Linked DNA regions of Homo sapiens: region 2 is linked to region 1. The links are chromatin contacts, found by Hi-C or POLR2A ChIA-PET in ENCODE. All regions are on one chromosome and are shown on one strand. The core of a region is the stretch at or near the end of the contact, and the rest is flanking DNA. Distances in the headings are between cores, read along the strand shown.

The links. A loop is a pair of places that touch in the nucleus more often than their neighbours do. ChIA-PET counts read pairs that join two places held with the same protein, here RNA polymerase II (POLR2A). Pooled maps may share reads with other maps.
Region 2: a loop to region 1 is called in a pooled map, with 6 times the contacts of the local background. The contact joins two enhancer-like sites. A Hi-C loop is called at or near these places in 1 of 168 maps with a recorded cell type or tissue (B cell), 25 of 37 single-sample maps with no recorded cell type and 15 of 50 pooled maps. POLR2A ChIA-PET finds 5 or more read pairs at or near these places in 5 of 52 experiments (GM12878, HEK293, HepG2 and 2 more).

Annotation. Positions count from the first base shown.
Region 1 is chr6:16,317,979-16,324,247 of GRCh38, forward strand. All of the region lies in intron 7 of ATXN1 (ataxin 1), which reads right to left. Among named protein-coding and RNA genes, the nearest start is that of GMPR, 83 kb to the left of the region's middle. RefSeq lists enhancers at 2,360-2,479, 2,392-3,225, 4,703-4,762. Within about 2 kb of position 4,878, at least 22 of the 41 ENCODE cell types and tissues checked have a DNase peak (open chromatin) inside an H3K27ac peak, as active enhancers do; they include B cell, where a contact is called at or near this core.
Region 2 is chr6:16,589,909-16,595,373 of GRCh38, forward strand. The region is part of intron 3 of ATXN1 (ataxin 1); the gene reads right to left. Among named protein-coding and RNA genes, the nearest start is that of ATXN1-AS1, 170 kb to the right of the region's middle. Within about 2 kb of position 2,088, at least 4 of the 41 ENCODE cell types and tissues checked have a DNase peak (open chromatin) inside an H3K27ac peak, as active enhancers do; they include B cell, where a contact is called at or near this core.

The sequences.
Region 1 (6,269 bases), core at 3,628-6,127:
ATTTTAGCTCCTCTGTATGAAAATTCAATAAAATTCCTTTCACCACTTAGTCAATAACTACTATATCTAAACACTATGCACATACACGCATATTTATGCTGTTTGATTGTATATTTCAATCTTAGATTGGTGCTATGTCTATATACACACATATGTACATATCACCAAAAACAAGATAGAAAGAAAACAAAACGTCTGTTGTTTAAATATGTCTCCCATTTCCTTCACAAGAGTCCCTGTTTTCACAAATTGCGAAGGGCATCTGTTTTACAAAACATTTTTTCATGACACTATCCCAGACATACAAATTTCGCCTGTTGCTGGGAGCAATGAATTCTCTCATAAGCTAGGTTTCAGTAAGTATGTCTTGTTTTTTGGCGAAATTATTAAATTGGGCATTCTTAACTTTGTCTGCAAGTGAAATTCTCAGTCTTGTTTTACCTGTAGAGAAAGGCCGGTCTGCTTTCCTGGAAGGCTAAGTCTGCATGGTTACGTTCTCAGCATGAAAAAAATCAGAAAACCCCGTCTCAAAGATGAAGGGGGTAAGCGAGAGACCCATTTACTGCAATGTTTAAAAATCATTAATAAAAACAGTCAAAACGCTTTGGCTGAGTGTAAGAATCTCTGTGAGTGTTCTATTTAAAACACTGAATCATGTTCACGCAAAGCCTGACTCAGTCCTTGGTGGAAGTGTTTCAGGGTTGTTCAGTAAACCCACACCCTAGCACCGGGACGCCTCCTAACACAAATCCCACATTAAAAGCTGGGTTTTTCTTACACATGGTAGCGTGGCTCACAGAGCTCCCTTGTGGGAAGGCCCTGTGGGGAGGCTCAGGGATGGCCAGGAAGGACACTGCCCAGTGAGTGACCACAGCAGCTGTGACACGGAAGCCCTTAGGCACACAGGTTCTAGCTCACTTGCCTTCCTTTTCTGGGGCCTTAAAATGTGTGCCTTAGGCAGGGAAGGGTGGCTCATCCCTGTAATCCCAGCACTTTGGGGGCCTGAGGCGGGAGGATCACATGAGCTCAGGAGTTCAAGAGCAGCCTGGGCAACATGGCAAGACCCCGTCTCTACAAAAAAATAGAAAAATTAGCTGGGCGTGGTGGTGTGTACTTGTGGTCCCTGTTCCTAGGGAGGCTGAAGTGGGAGGATTGCTTGAGCCTAGGAGGTCAAAGCTGCAGTGAGCTATTATGGTGTCACTGCACTCCAGCCTGGGCAACAGAGCAAGACCCTATCTCAAAAAAAAAAAATGTGCCTTAAAGAACAACATAATATTCAGTGCTAAAAAGAAATGAGCTATCAGAGCAACAAGAAGACATGGAAGAACCTGAAATGCATATCGCTAAGTGAGAGACGCCAATGTGAAAAGGCGACATACCGGATGATTCCAACTGCATGGCATTCTGGAACAGGCAAAACTATGGAGAGAGTAAAATGATCAGTGGGTGCCAGGAGTTTCAGGTGGGGTGTGGGGGACAAATAGTTGATGCATAAGGGATTTTTAGGGTGGTACAGCTGTTCTGTATAATAATGTAATGCTGGATACATGACATCATAAATTCATCAAAAACAGCATGTACAACACAGAGTGAACTGTAGTATAAACTATGGACTTTAGTTAAAAATAAGGTATCGGTACTGGCTCATCAGTTGTAACCAATCTATCACACCAATGCAAGATTTTAATAACAGGGAAAACTGTTAGGTGTGTGAGACCTCTCTCTACTTGCTGTACACCTAAAACTGCTTTAAACAATAGTCTTTAATTTTTTTCTAAATGCTATAAACAACAACAGTCTGAGAGAATCAAAACATATAAGATGACCCAGTTGGGGGCACATATAGCACATACAGTTTAAAGGAGAGCATTTTTCTCCTTTTTTTTTTTTTTTAGAGAGGTACAAAGACCCACAAACAAAAATGTGGTTTGACATAGTTTCTCTGTTGGAGCCTTTCCAGCACCAGAACAGACAGGAAGTGTGTATTACCAACAACTGCGGCACAAATCCAGGGCTGGGCTCTGCACACAGGGCAGTCACCAACTATCTATTTTTTGATACATTAGGATTCATCGCCACCAAGCTCGGCATGTTCAATGTTGGCAAGTGGGTCTGCCTTGGCTGCAAAGGGACTGACTCTACAGGCTCATGTGCCGCCTGCATGAGGGCCTCGGCTATTTTTAGGTACCAGCTAATCCATTCAATGCATAATGTTACCACCGATGACTCACAGCTCACAGAAGTCAACCAAAAAATAGTAGAATGAAAGGAAAGCCATCGGTAGACAGCCAGTAAGTACATCATGATAACAACTGCTGTACGAGCACACACACAGGCACACTCACACCCACGCCAGGACAGTCGGGAGGAGGAAATGGCACTGAATATTAAGCAGCCACCGAGTCAGGGAAGCAGTCACCTCGGGAGGCGCTGGGAAGCGACAGACGGCCCTAATAACACAGAGCCTGGCATTTAGGAAAGAAGCAAAGGAACGTGTCAACCCAGAGCACTTTACCAATACATTTTACAACTCCACTGAGCAAATGCTGTGTACTCTTCAGAGAAGCTGAACCTAGGAAGGGTGAGACAGAAGGATGGGATAATATAGAACGCCGCCAGATGGAAGCCAAAGGCTCCCCAGCTGGGGCCATCCTGGGCAGGGCTGTCCCAGCGGGCACGTCACTAACAGCCTCTTGCAGAAGAGGAGCCTGGGAGCCCTTGTTTCTGCATTGGTTGTCTTACTGATCTGGAGGGCTGGAGCACCAATGCACCCCTCAAATCCAGTTCATACTCAGAAATACAGATTGATATGCTCACGCAGGCTGGCATGACATCATTTAGCCTTAGAAACAGGAACGGCGGGAAGGGTGCTCGCCTCGGCCACTCGCGGGATTCCACCCCGAGGATTACAGGCAGGGTAAAAATGGCTTATTGTGCTCATTGGAAAAGTTCAGCCTTCTTTCTAGACTTTCATCAGCTGCCTCTCCTTCCATAAACTCTTTTTAGAACACGAGGCCTTTGATTTATTTTTCAGCTGTGAATCACTTTCTCAGGGCCCGAGCCATCTAAGTTGAAGCAGGGAAGGGAAAACTAACATTGCACAAGGTCCCAGTGCTACTGACGGGTGAGGGATATGTTCAGACTCAGATCTCTTCAGTGCCAGTTCCTGCATTTTCCAAGCAGCTAACCTACTTCCTACCCAAGGAGGAGGTGCGAAGCCCCATCCTTCTTTTGAGTTGCATTGGCTCCCACGTTGATGCTATCGCCTCGGGGGTCGCATCTGGATGCGCCACAGACTTATGGCCTCAAACTTGGAGGATATTAAGTGGATTATATTTGGCAGTGAGGCCCAAGGGAAGTGATTCTGTCATCCTTTGGGACTCTCAACCAGAATCAAGGCATGGCAAAGCAGCAACTCTCTTCCAGGGTGGGGAACGTGCTATCACCCTCCACTGAAGAGGAAGGAGGCTTCCTTTGGTGCACGCAGTAACAATGGACAACACCTGGCATTCCCCTTTCCTCCCACAGCACCTAGGTGGGGGCCTGGGGGATGCATAGACGCTTTGCTCGAGTGGAGAAAAGCTGTACTGGGCAGGGCAATGCCACAGGGATAGTGACAAACACGGAAAAGCATTTTTCTCCTACATTGCCTCGTCTGGAGCGTCAGCTGGGACAATGCTGGGGGCATCTTTCCACAGTCTTAATGAGGAATTCAGCCCCTTAAAAATCATCCCCAAACTAAACACCCCTCAGTTTTATATGCCATGGCTTTAGTTCCCATGAGGTCTGTGTGCCGCTTAGCATGAGGTCAGTACATGTTCATCTTAATGCTCTTCTTGGTTTTTTGTTAACCGACGCTAATAAATTTTTACAAGGGCTGTGCTGTTCTGGAAAGTATAAAAGTGAAGCATTAAAAAACGGAACCCTCTCAAGAGATTATCTCCTATGAAGAATCATACGTGGCCGGGCGCCGTGGCTCACGCCTATAATCCCAGCATTTTGGGAGACCGAGGTGGGTGGATCGCTTGAGCCCAGGAGTTCCAGACCAGCACGGGCAAGATAGCAAAACCCTGTCTCTACAAAAAAACACAGAAAATTAGCTGGGTGTAGTGGTACACACCCATAGTCCCAGCTACTGGGGAGGCTGAGGTGGGAGGATCAATTGAGTCCAGGAGGTTGAGGCTGCAGTGAGCCAATGATCCCATCACTGCACTTCAGCCTGGGTGACAGGGCAAGACCCTGTCTCAAAACAAGCAAACAAACGAACACAAAAACCCACAGAAAAACAAAACTCATTTGCCTGGTTTAGAGAGGAGAGTGCTGCAGCTCAGAGAGGTGAAGTAACTTGTCCTGCCAGAGACCCAAATCCGCACCCCTGGGTCTGTCACCACCATACTATATCACACTGCTTTCCCTGGGGGTGTGATGTTGGGGGGGTCTTATGAGTTCAGGCATCCTCAAGAGTCTGTTCATGCAGGATTTCTGCCTAGAGTCACAATGCCATCTGTTTTGGAGAAAACCATCTCTTCTTCCACAACTTCCCCAATCAAATTTGTGATTTTGCTTATTAAGCTCAACAATTTGCACATTTCTGAATTTCTCTGTGGGTGCAGTGTCAGCAGTGCCTAACCAGTTGAGAAGACCAGGAAGATTCTTCAGGCTAGGGGAGAAAACCCCTCAGGAAGGCACTGCAGAGGGGAGAAGGATGTAGCCTTTGGAACCTCAATTAAGTCCAGATATGAGTTCTCTCTCTCCCTCCCATCTCCCCCTCTCATGCTCTCTGTCTGAGTCTCCACTGACTCTGAACCTGTCACTTGTGGCAAACACAGCTGGTGGAGTATTTTAGCTGTGATGATGTCAGCCGATTTCTGATAGGCTCCTCGGTAAAGTGACAAATCATTGGTTGCGTCAGGCCTTGCACTTTTGTTTCTACAGCGTGAAGCCCTAGCTGCCTTTTCAGCAGGTCTCAGCACACTTGCCTTTCTTTGAGGAAGCCCTTCCCGGCATGCAGCATAGCCACGCGGGGGCCAACCTCACAGACCTGCCAACAGGCCCTGACAACACTTCTACCTGCTCGTCTGCACCCTGGCTGTCAGTAGAGAGATTTAGTGATCTCACTATGGGAAAAAACATGAGAACAGGGCTCTGACTTCACAGGGAAGCCAATTTCTCTTTCATTTAATCATTAATTTTGCAAAGTTTGGAGTAGGGAAAAACACACCTAGATCTTCCTCCCCAAGAACAGAAGAGGGCTGTAAGGGGCTGGGCGCAGTGGCTCACGCCTACAATCCCAGCTTTAGGAGGCTGAGGCGGGTGAATCACCTGAGGTCAGGAGTTCGAGACCAGCCTGGCCAACATGGTGAAACCCTGTCTCTACTAAAAATACAAAAATTAGCAGGGGGTGATGGCGTGTGCCTGTAGTCTCGGCTACTTGGGAGGCTGAGGCAGAAGAATCACTTGAACCAAGAGGCAGATGTTGCAGTGAGCCAAGATCACCCCACTGCACTCTGCACTCCAGCCTGGGTGACAGAGCAAGACTCTGTCTCCAAAAAAAAAAAAAAAAAAAAAAAAAAAAAATAGAAGAGTCTGGTTTCTGCAGAGGCTGCCAGGCCTGGGAAGTGTGGCCCACAGCTGAAGTGGCTGCCTTCATTCTCAAGCTGAAGTTGATGCTGGCCGGCAAGGAACCAGTCGCATTTCTAAACAAAACCTCTTTTCACACCTGCCTCTGTTCACAAAAATGTGTTAAGGATTCTAAGTACCATGAAAAGCAATGACTCTTCACTCATGTTTATTTTCCATGTGTCACCTGGGGTCTGTGAAGAGTCAACTTTGCTCAAGGTAGTTCATTTTCTTTCTCCTAGTACCCACCCCTAATTCATGCAGGAAGTGAACAGCCACTACAGAGGGGTAGTGAGCTGTATTATTATGCCATTTATTTTAAAAATCCTGATTTTCTTTTTTTTTTAAATAAGATCTTTGGGGAAATCTTTCTTGGGCCCTTCCAAAGACTGTAAACCTACAGTGACATCTCATAATACAAAGAAAAGTATTCAGGGCTAAAAGCTCTCGGCAATGCAGGGCCCCGGCTTTGTGCAAGCCCCCATATCCAGTCATTCACGAGTGGTTCTGGAAAACTGATTTGGTCCTTTCCTCACTTGGGCATTTAAGAAATGCTCAAAAAAGCCAGACATAGGGACTCGTGTCTGTAATCTCAGGGCTTTGGGAGGCCGAGGTGGAAGGACTGCTTGGAGCCCAGGAGTTTGAGACCA
Region 2 (5,465 bases), core at 838-3,337, 270 kb after region 1:
GATTGTTTCGGTAATCTGTGATATATGTGTGAAGGAAGCAAAGCATCAACAACAAAGCATTTCTGTACAAAAATTATCTATGAAGTCTAAATGACAGAAACTACACATATCGCCATTCAAGTGCTGTAAACATTGAGCTGACGTAATTATAAATACTTACTGTAAGCTATTTCTTTTGCTAAAAAAAAAATTAGAGATGCATATTCATCCACTTCTGTTAATTACTGGACAGAGTAATGTGACTTCATAAATAAATACTAAGGATTTGACTAATGAATATGCCATAAAATGTCTGAATTAATAGCAAGCACATTTCATATGTGGTCTATTAGATGCTATTCTAATTTAGAATTGCAGAAATTTAATGAAATAGACTGCAAACAGGAAAATACAGGCAAGACTATTTTGCAATGCACTTTGGAAAAAAAATAAGAATGAATTGTTTACAAATGCTACCAGTACATAGTTGAACAGAATGAACTGGTAATAGTTATTTTACGAAGCAAACTCATAATTCTGCCCTATGTTGCTTTTCTCTTGCATATTGGCCAAATTTAAATAATGCATATTAGAGTTTTATATATTAAGTCCTACTGAAATATAAAGTACTATCATTATTGCATTTTGAGATTTCTATTCTCAATTCACATTTATCACTGATAAAAGATAAAACCCCAAAGCAAATCATTTTTCTGATTGAGGCTTTTCCTCAGAGATACTAGAGTTGTAGGGGAAGTATAAAAATACTAAATTCATAACATTCTTTTTTTTTTTTCTTTGAGACAAGTTCTCACTCTGTTTCCCAGGTTGGAGTGCAGTGGTGTGATGACAGCTCACTTCAGCCTCAACCTCTCGGGCTCAGGTGGTCCTCTCACCTCAGCCTCCTGGGTAGCTGGGACTACAGGCACACGCCACCATGCCTGGCTAATTTTTTAATTTTTTTTTTTTTTTGAAACATAGTTTCACTCCTGTTGCCCAGGCTGGAGTGCAATGGCGCAATCTCCACTCACCATAACCTCCGCCTTCCAGGTTCAAGCAATTATCCTGCCTCAGCCTCCTGAGTAGCTGGGATTACAGGCATGCACCACCACGTCCAGCTAATTTTGTATTTTTAGTAGAGATGGGGTTTCTCCATGTTGGCCAGGATGGTCTCGACCAGCATGTGGTCTCCCAAAGTGCTGTGATTACAGGCGTGAGCCACTGCGCCCAACTATTTTTTTAATTTTTTAGTAGAGACAGGGTCTTGCTATGTCGCCCAGGCTGGACTCAAACTACTGGTCTCCAGCAATCTTCCCACCTAGGCCTCCCAAAGAACTGGGACTACAGGTGTGAGCCACAGTGCCCAGCTGTAACCTATTCATTTACCATGAGACTATTAAACTCCTTTTAAATTGAATTATAATTCTATTCCATGGCCACAGCTATTGACCAGTTTACCCTAAGTATATGGTTCTTTGCAACATAATTAAAATGAGAAGGTAGAATAGACAAAACCAAAAAAGTCTTAATTTGATCATTTTTATTTAAATTTACTATTAATTTCATTACCATGATGCTTATGTTTGCGTCATAACATCTGATGGAATCTTAGTAATATAAGGCAAAATTCTTTGTTCATTATGCTGGTCCTTCAATCAGGGATGTCCTCATTCATTCAAGCATTGCTCTTCCTTTAAGATTCAGCTCGATGTCACTTCCTTTGTGACATGCTCCCATACATATTGTATTTTCCCTGCCGTGTAATGATCTGTCTCCCTTTCTAGACTATGAGCTCCTTAGGGGCCCCAGCGAGGTCTCTGTATTTTTCATAACAAACTGCACAATTCTTTGCACAGAATATACTCTCAGTAAACACTGGTTTGATGTGTGGGTGAATACACACACTTTGATACTCTTATGACTATGGTGAAAAGGCCACTAATTGTGATTTCAACTTAAAGGTTAAAGCCAAAAAAAATCCATTTTTTAGTGAAATGAAACTCTTAGCGTTTTCACTTCCAGATGCATCAGCATTACATAAAAGATGTTGAAACTATTTTAAAAAATAGTCATGCTGCGCATTTTCCTGTCTGAGAATTAGACTGAAAATACCAAATTCCCCAGGGGCCCCTGGGTGTTCTAAAGACAAATGTTCAGTTAGCTATTGATTCCATGCACTCATTTAATGGAAATCCGGAGTAAGACTCAACCTCCCCACCACCAGCCTGTCACTCATTATTCTGCTCAGCTGTTTCAGAATAAGCGACGACTCCCGGGAGAGCTCTGCCCCCCTCCCAGTACTGGCCAGCACTTCAGTGATGATGAATCCGAGCAGCAGAGAATTTCAGTACTCAAAGCAGCAGAACATCAGTCCCAACTTACATTTTCCACTTCCATTGTCATTCTTATTCCTATATGGGCTTATTTCTCACATATCCACCTTTGATTTTTCAAGATCGAACCTTTGAAAAGGTGAGGGCCTGGCTGCCTAACATATTACATCATCACGCATATGCCGGACTCCTGCCTCACTCAGAAGACCACGTGTTGCTCAGAAAAGAAAGGTGGGCACCAAAAGAACAGGTTTCTCATAATATCCTACCCAGGCCCACAGTTAGACGTATTAGTCACTGTTGGGACAATGAATATGGGTTTTCCAAGAGGTGATCAAGCCTTTACTTGATGGATTTTCTTTTCTCCACGCCCCAAGATTTTCTAGGCTTTTGGTAGGAAGCACTATACAGAAAGCACCCACGTCTCCTAGCTGATTCTGTGTCTGGAGTTGGTTCCTTCTGGTGGGTTCGTGGTCTCGCTGACTTCAAGAATGGAGCCGCTAACCTTTGCGGTGACTGTTACAGCTCTTAAAGATGGCACAGACCCAAAAGACTGAACAGCAGCAAGATTTATCATAAAGAGTGAAAGAACAAAGCTTCCACAGCTGGAAAAGAATCTGAGCAGGTTGCACTGGTGGCTGGTGCGGGTGGGGGTGGGGGGTTGGGGGGGGCAGCTTTTATTCCATTATTTTTCCCGTCCATGTCCTGTTTCTGTCCTATCAGAACGCCCTTTTCTCAATCCTCCCCATGATTGGTTACTTTTAGAACCCTGCTGATTGGTCCATTTTACAAAGTACTGATTGGTGCATTTTACAAATCTCTTGCTAGCTACAGAGCACTGACTGGTGCATTTTTACAGAGCACTGATTGGTGCATTTTACAAACCTCTTGCTAGCTACAGAGCACTGACTGCTGCATTTTATAATACCCTTGGAAGACAGAAAAGTTCTCCAAGTCCCCACTCGACCCAGGAAGTCCAGCTGGCTTCACCTCTCAATTCCACTCAGTAGTTACTGTCAGCCTCCCCCTAAAACCTCCACCACTCAAGGAGCGACACTGTCAGAAGCAGACCTTCTAATTACTCCTGTGTGATCTCAAGCCCCCTCCCTGGGGACTATGGAAAGAGAATGTTAGGAAATAGAGATGGAAAAAACAAGCCATAATTCTGACATGCTATCACTTTAAAAATATTTCTATCATGCAATGTTTGTAACCCACAAAAGAATGCACTAACATGTACGTAACCTGTGAAGCATAAGAATAAAATGAACAGGCATACACCGACCACCCTATTTGAGAACTAGACATTTAGGGGTATTTTGATCCATCTACCTATTTGCTATTTCCCTAAGCCATCCTCCTGCCTTCTCTCCAGGGGTAACCACTATCTTAAATTTTCTATCTATCACTCTCTAAAATACATAGTTTAATTGTGCTTGATTTTAAACTTTATAATACTATCATACTGTATATAGTCTTTTGTGACTAGTTTTTTTCACACAATATTGTTTCTAAGATTTAGCCATGTTGTTACAGGTAGCTACTATAGTTCCTTCATATTCACTGCTGTATAATATTCCATTCTGTGAAGCAAAAAATTATATATATGTATGTATGTACGTGTATATGTGTGTGTGCATATATATATATATATATATATAAAGGTTCTCAATAGACTAATATATATATATATTAGTCTGGAGAGATAGAAGCTAATACATATATTAGTCCAATTATTATACATATTAGTCTAATTATTATATATTAGACTAATATATGTCTATAGAGATAGAAGCTAATATACATATTAGTCAAATTATACATATTAGTTCAATTATTATATATTAGACTAATATATATTAGTCTACAGGGATAGAAGCTAATATATATTAGTCTAATTAATATATATATTAGTCTAATTGTCATATATTAGACTAATATATATATATATGTCTGTTGACGACCTTTAAAATTTTTTCAGCTTCGTTTTTTTTTCTATTAGAAACAATGCTGTGTCCATTAGGAACAATACCCATCAGCATAAGTTTCCCTGGGTTATTGCCTAGGAATGGGTCTATGAATATTCACTGTTAAACAATAGTGCCAAATTGCTTTCCCAAATGACTATATCAACCTACACTCCCACCAGCAGTGCACCCCACCATTTTTTAAAACTGATAAATCATTTCAGAATCAAGAAAGAGATCTATTTGTGCTGAAGTTGGTGTTACAGGCTCAAATTCCTTTTTTTCCTTTTTTTTTTTTTATTTATTTATTTTTTGAGACGGAGTCTCATTCTGTCGCCAGGCTGGAGTGCAGTGGCACGATCTCGGCTCACTACAGCCTCCACCTCCTGGGTTCAAGTGATTCTCCTGCCTCAGCCTCCCGAGTATCTGGGACTACAGGTGCGCACCACCACCCCCACCTAATTTTTGTATTTTTAGAAGAGACGAGGTTTCACTATGTTGGCCAGGACGGTCTGGATCTCTTGACCTCGTGATCCGCCTGCCTCGGCCTCCCAAAGTGCTGGGATTACAGGCGTGAGCCACCGTGCCCAGCCTACAGGCTCAAATTCTAAATATCCATAAAGAAATAAGCATCCTGTCCCTGTCTCTCACATTGGTGAGTTTATACTTTGTTCAGCACTAAGCATAACAAACGAGAGTTACTTCGTAAGATGACGGTTACTTTACCACCTTCAAACATGGCATTAACTAATGACTTAGATTGGACTGAGGGTTAATAATTTGAAGACTCCCCATGACCTTCTTTCCTAGTCATTCAATTCTTAAGCAAGGTGGATACCAAAAGTGTCCAAAAATGCCCTAGCGTACATGAAGTGCCAGGGGCCAAAACCACCCACTTAGAACAGGAAATCATGTACAAATATAAGTACCTCAAGCTTGTGAAATTGAGAGACTTCTTTATTTCCTTCACTATTAGAAGCAGAGGAAGAGAGGGCTGATTAGATGGGGGGAAGGCTTAGCTTTTATTTTAAAATAGCAAAATCGAAAAACTTTGTAATTAGATTTTGCCAGACTTAGGCTTAAAGGAAAATGATTCTTTCCTCTCCAAAAGAATAAGGTCAGAGCCTAAGACTCCCAAACCTTTGGTCCTGGCTCAAAGGGTGAGCTACGAATCGGCCCGTTCTTC